Linked DNA regions of Homo sapiens: region 2 is linked to region 1. The links are chromatin loops, found by intact Hi-C in ENCODE. Cell type or tissue: Caco-2. All regions are shown on one strand. Each heading gives the region's core, and the rest is flanking DNA. Links, peaks and the distances in the headings are about the cores only. Region 1 has its middle 230 kb from the start of VAPA. Region 2 overlaps LOC105371984 (a long non-coding RNA gene).

Region 1 (2,909 bases), core at 309-2,808:
CTTTATATTTATCTTTCCTGGGGCTTATAGAACTTCTTGATACTGTAGATAAATAATTAAACAATTAATCATTCTTTTGCTTAACAGATATTTACTGAGCGCATACCCCAGATCTTGGAGTCTAGTGGTGGGAGAAGACAGGAAATAGTTGATCTCAGCATGAACGATCAATGTGGCCCTGGTGGCAAGTGCATGTGCTTTGGGAGCACATCCTGTTGGGGTTGCTGTTGAAACCAAGTCCTGAAGGACAAGTAGAGGATCAGCAGGCAAAGCGTGTGAGAAGGCTGGAGAGAGTGTTTCCATATGTGGGTCTCCATCTGTAAAGCTCCAGGAGATGAGGGCATGAAGGGCATGTGGAACTGCAAGGAGGCCAGTGTGTCTGAAACATGGTGCAGGACAGCGGGATCTGTGGAGGACAGGGCCAGAGATAAAGCCCGTTTTTCCAGGGCCCATCTCCAGCCGCTGCATTTCTTTCGAGCTTTAGACAGACTATCTGCTTCCCATATGACATTTTTTCCAGGATGATTCAAGCCACTTCAAACTCAACTTGTCTGGAGCTGACTCATCCTTCTCAAATCTCAGCCTCCTCCAGAATCCCCGCCCCTGACTCAGTTGCACTCCTAGAAAACTGGACAGTGTTCCCTGCAGGCCTGGCAGCCCTGCAAGGAGGGAATGACTTGAGAAGAGTTTTTGCTTCAGAAAGCTCACCCTTGACTGCAGTGTGGAGCAAGGATTGGAGGGATGAACTGGAAGCAGGGGCCCCTGCGAGGGGAATGTTACTCTAGTGCAGGTGGAGAGGATACGGGCCCATCCACACTGGCAGCAGCAGAGTGGTGGGAGAGTGGAAAGGGGTGAGCAGCAGAAAGGAAGTCGACTTGGTGAGATTTGGTGACTGATGGGAGGGGAGGCAGACTGTGGGTTTGAAGCACTGGGCCAATGGCAGACTCATGTAGGAGTGAGAGGGGCCCTAGGACGGCAGTTGGTCAGGGTGGCTTTGGGCTTGTTGAACTGAAGTGGTGCCCAGGAGGAAGCTGAGCTGCAGCTCTTAGTTTCAGGCGAAAAATCAGCCCTGCAGACACAGGGCCGGGATTTGTTACCCAATCTGTTGTAAAGTGCTTCCTTCACAGTATGCCTTTGCTCTGAATAACTCTAACCCCACAGACTTACTCAAGTGTCACTTTACAAACTCTGACACAGTGAAAAAAAAGTCTCTCTTTTTTTCTCCTACCCCCATTTTCATGCAGGAAATAACAACAAAGACCCAGGTCAGAGATGAGTCTTTGTAGAGCTTCCCAAAGTGATTTGAGGCTGGGAGGCTATAGTCAGTGGAATATAGAATTTGTGCAAAAGCTGGAGAAGGCTGACAGTGGCGGTCAGGGAAATCTAAATTGGCCCCAGCTGACAACCTCATCCCAAGCTTGGTGGGGCCCCACCCCCTGCTGAGAGAGCCACCCATTCAGGCCCCTGGGCTTTGTAAATAGTTTCTGTTTAGTTTTCAGCTCACAAGAAGCAAGCACATAAAAGAGTTAGTCATCGGGCCGATTCAGCAGGGCACACATTAGCTAGATATTGACCTGGGCTCCTTTCACACCAGGTGAGTGATGTGTTGAATGTTGGAGCTGGGTAGAATCTAGCCTGAAAGTCTATATTAACTTTGCAGGGATTATAAAAGAGAAACTGAGGTTGCCTAAATGGGAACTATTTTCATGTGTTCAGATGGGTTGACCTGTGTGAGTACCCCAGGCTAAAGTAGCCAAATAGGAGAAGACACTGTGAGACTCACCCTGGTCTGTTTCAGCCGAATGAACTGAGGTGGGCAGAGAAGTTTATTTTTGAAATGGCCAAAGTCTCTTCCTGATTTGGTTGATCCAGCTGGGGCAACTCCTCACACATCCGAGGCTCTGGCTCTGCAGGGTAGCTCGGGGTGCTTGGCTGATGTTTGAGTTAGGGGAGAGCTTTCACATCTGTAGGGTGACAGAAGCCCTTATCACAGCATGATGCAAGCCACTGCTAGGAAGACACCCTTGGGGGCCAGCCATGCTCTGGGGAAACCAGCAAGTCACTTTGAGTTCACAAAGAGTTGGCTTTATCCAAAGGTCATGCCAAGGGATACTCTTCATGTTCCTGGAGTCTCCCGAGGCACGCCCTCCTGCCCGGGCATTTGTTCTCCACGGTCCCTGGGGAAAGCACCAGCTTTCACATACTCCAAGTCCTCCACCTTGTGACATCGAAAGAGGTATCAACAGTTTAAATCTGTGCACTGAGCATGTGAAAAATTCCATTTCCCACCCGCCACAAATTGTCTAAAAGACAGACTGATTTTATGACAAGAGTGTTTCTCTTCTCTATTGTTTACTTTCTTTAGTTCCTGATTCTTCATTTTCACACATTTTTATGTGGCCTGATACATAAATTCAACTTAACAGCAGCCATTGTGTTTAGGAAGCCCAGAGAATTCTTATTTTCCAACTGTTCACCAGCATTCTCTACTTGTGGAAAGTAAAACCCTTAGAGCCCAATGTGACTTATGCGCGGATATTTTTCAGATAATGGAGTAGCTACAAATAACCGATTTTCCTGTTTCTCCGAGCCTCTCCCTGACAGATAATGAAGTCATAAAGGGCATCATGATTTCAGTGCCGATACTGGAACCTCGTGTTCAGATTCAAACTCGCTTTGTTCTTGACTGTGTGACTGAAAGCTGGAAAATAAGCTGTGACTCAAATTTTTGTCTGGATAATTTATATTGTAATTAGTTAACTAATTAATTAATTTATGAACAAGTTGTGGGTTGTTAGATTTAAATGGACACAACTGAGTGTAAGTTCTAACTTTTCCTTGTGAGACGGGACCCCTGGCTTCAGTTTCTGTGCAAAATAAAAATCGAGCTATGTGATTTTTAAAGTGCA
Region 2 (2,909 bases), core at 240-2,739, 50 kb before region 1:
TTTGTATGCAAATCATTGAGATTATTTTTGCTAAATATATTAGAATTTTGAGTTAAATGGCAGGAAAGAGGCCCAGTGTGGCTCATCTGTGTTAGCAGTTTGCATTGCCTTATGAGTCTCTTCATCTTGGCATTTCAGATTGTTACATGTTGAAGGAGACTTAGAAATTATTAAATCGAAATCATTTCATGCTAAATGCAGGGAACCGAGGTGCAGTGTAGTGGAATACAGCGAGCCTGCAAAGCAGGGTGCCAGGTCGCCTGACCACCAGTCCAGTGCCCTCTTCACCACCTGCTCCGTGCAAGGAGGGTTCCTGCCAATCATGTCCCAGGGCATTGGTGAACCTGAGGGCTTGTGCTTTCTTCTGATTTTGAGTCATTGGATGCAAGCAAACCTAAGAGAAGTGGGTGGTGGTGTTTGATGCCTCCTCACGGCACCCCCCAACAACTGCCACATTAGAAAACTCTTCTGAGCCTGCCGTGTGGCCCTGGTGGAAGCAACATGAAAGCTTCTAATAACAGCCTTGGGGAAAAGCACTCTGCCAAGGTGTCTTTGTGTCCTTTTTGGGGCGTTTGATGAGCTTCCTTTGCTTTACATATAGCTTTCCAGGAAGAGGCAGATGCGCTTCTCACCACAGAGCTATTAATACCCCAAGCCAAGCACTTAAAGGAAAACATCAACCAAGTGTTTAGCCATGTAGTTGGGCGGGGGTTGAAAGAGACAGAAGGAGGGAGAGAGCAAGAACAGGTGCAGGGGTTCATTTCAATGAAGGAAAATACAACAGGAAAGGAATCCAGTGCTGCTCTGTTGTGTTTCTAAAGTTCACATGAATTGAATTTTCTGTGGCCCACCAGGTGATATTAAACGTAGCTTTCTTGGATTAGATAATAATTAGGAAGCGTGTTGGTAATAATTAGCAGCAATTTGCCAATCACTAGGGGCCAGCTGGCCCTAGCTCCCTGCTGCTAATTCGGCAGAGTGGCCGTCCGCTCTAAGCAGGCCTTTAAGGCAAGGTGCTGTTTTAGGAAGACAGTCGGGGACAATTCCACAGTGGAAAATCTCTGGTTCTATGAGCATCCAAGGTTGAAATAAGTGTAGGCTTATTTCATTTGGGAAGCTTAATTAAAAAGTAAAAAATGTCCTTTCTTCTACAACTGGAAACTTTAACATGAGGAAGAAAAGGGGCTTCTTTCTTCTTCCCTCTTCTTCTTCCTTCTCCTTCTTTTAAAGATAGTAAGGAAAACTACCACTGTTTCAGGTTTGGAAGCTAGTCTTTGGTTTTATACTAAATGAAACCTGTTAACAGAGCAGATGAGTGTATTTTAAATGGAATCTGTTAAACCAACATAGTAGACACATCCCTTATTTTCGCATGTGTTTGGGTTTGAAGTCCATGAAGCTGGGCAGGGGGGTGATGTGCGAACATTGGGAGAGGTCAGGAATTCAGCTGCTGGGGAAGAGGCTGAGCCACAGGAAGCTTAGATACACGTGTGTGTACTGTGAGCTGGAGCCAGTAAGGGTTCAGAGCTGGGGAGTGGGGACTGCAAAGAATGCAGATGGGGCCTGGCCCACCCTCCAGGGTACATCCACATTTCTGAGAAACGCTATGCCAGGGGAACATTAAGAGTGAGGGGGCTATGTTTTCAGAGGTTACTTCAGACCTTGGGTATGTGGGGAGGTGAGGCAACAAAGACTGAGAGATGTCAGCCAATGAAAAAGTGTAGTCACCTCTCAGAAATACACCCCCTGCAGTATTTTAGAGACAATGTAGAATAGATGCCCAAAGTAAAGATAATCCCAGAGTGGAGTATATTCAGGCTGAGCAATACCATGTAGAGCGGGGTCCCCACCCCCGGGGCCAGGAACTGGTACCACTCCGTGGCCTGTTAGGAACCAAGCCGCACAGCAGGAGGTGAGCAGCAGGAGAGCAAGCAAAGCTTCATCTGCATTCATAGCTGCTCCCCTCCCCGCCTCGAATTACCGCCTGAGCTCTGCCTCCTGTCAGATCAGTGGCAGCACTGGATTCTCATAGGAGCACGAACCCTATGGTGAACTGCGAATGCAAGGGTTCTAGGTTGCGCACTTTTTTTTGCTCTTTTTTTTGAGACAGTCTTGCTCTGTCACCCAGGCTGGAATGCAGTGGCACGATCTTGGCTTACTGCAACCTCCACCTCCTGGGTTCAAGTGATTCTCCTGCCTCAGCCTCCTGAGTAGCGGGGATTATGGGCACCTGCCACCACGCTCGGCTATTTTTTTTTATTATTGTTTTTAGTGAAGACGGGGTTTCACTATGTTAGCCAGGCTGGTTTCGAACTCTTGACCTCAAATGATCCATCTGCCTCGGCCTCCCAAAGTGTTAGGATTACAGGAATGAGCCACCGTGCCCAGCCTAGTTGCATACTTCTTATAAGAATCTAATGCCTGATGATCTGTCACTGTCTCCCATCATTCCCAGATGGGACCCTCTAGTTGCAGGAAAACAAGCTCAGGGCTCCCACTGGTTCTACATTATGGTGAGTTGTATAATTATTTCATTATATATTTCAATGTAATAATAATAGAAATAAAGTGCACAATAAATGTAATGTGCTTGAATCATCCCGAAACCATCCCCCTCGCCCCCTGGTCCGTGGAAAAATTGTCTTCCATGAAATCAGTCCCTTGTGCCAAAAAAGTTAAGGACCACTGGCTTATGGGACCTAACTCTGACTATGTGAATGCAATGTCCTGTGTTTTTTTAAAAGTAATTTGTATTTATTTTAGTTGAAAAATAAAGATTATATCTATTTATTGTGTATGACATTTTAAAATATGCATACATTGTGGGATGGCTAAATTGAGCTAATTAACATGTGCATTATCTCACATAATCTTTTTTGTGGTGAGAACACTTAAAATCTACTCTCAGC

What was found. A loop is a pair of places that touch in the nucleus more often than their neighbours do. Peaks named below come from ENCODE experiments on the same cell type or tissue, not always from the same donor. Only the 100,000 strongest peaks of a DNase experiment are listed, where the experiment ranks them.
Region 2: a loop joins it to region 1, with 2.2 times the contacts of the local background. A loop is called at or near these places in 3 of 110 quality-filtered maps.

What each region holds. Positions count from the first base shown.
Region 1 is chr18:10,139,653-10,142,561 of GRCh38, forward strand. No RefSeq gene overlaps it. Among named protein-coding and RNA genes, the nearest start is that of VAPA, 230 kb to the left of the region's middle. RefSeq lists an enhancer at 832-1,331. In Caco-2, for the core only: no CTCF peak of the experiment used is centred there; a DNase peak (open chromatin) is centred at 1,479.
Region 2 is chr18:10,089,447-10,092,355 of GRCh38, forward strand. The region is part of intron 1 of LOC105371984 (a long non-coding RNA gene); the gene reads left to right. Among named protein-coding and RNA genes, the nearest start is that of VAPA, 180 kb to the left of the region's middle. In Caco-2, for the core only: no CTCF peak of the experiment used is centred there; a DNase peak (open chromatin) is centred at 1,446.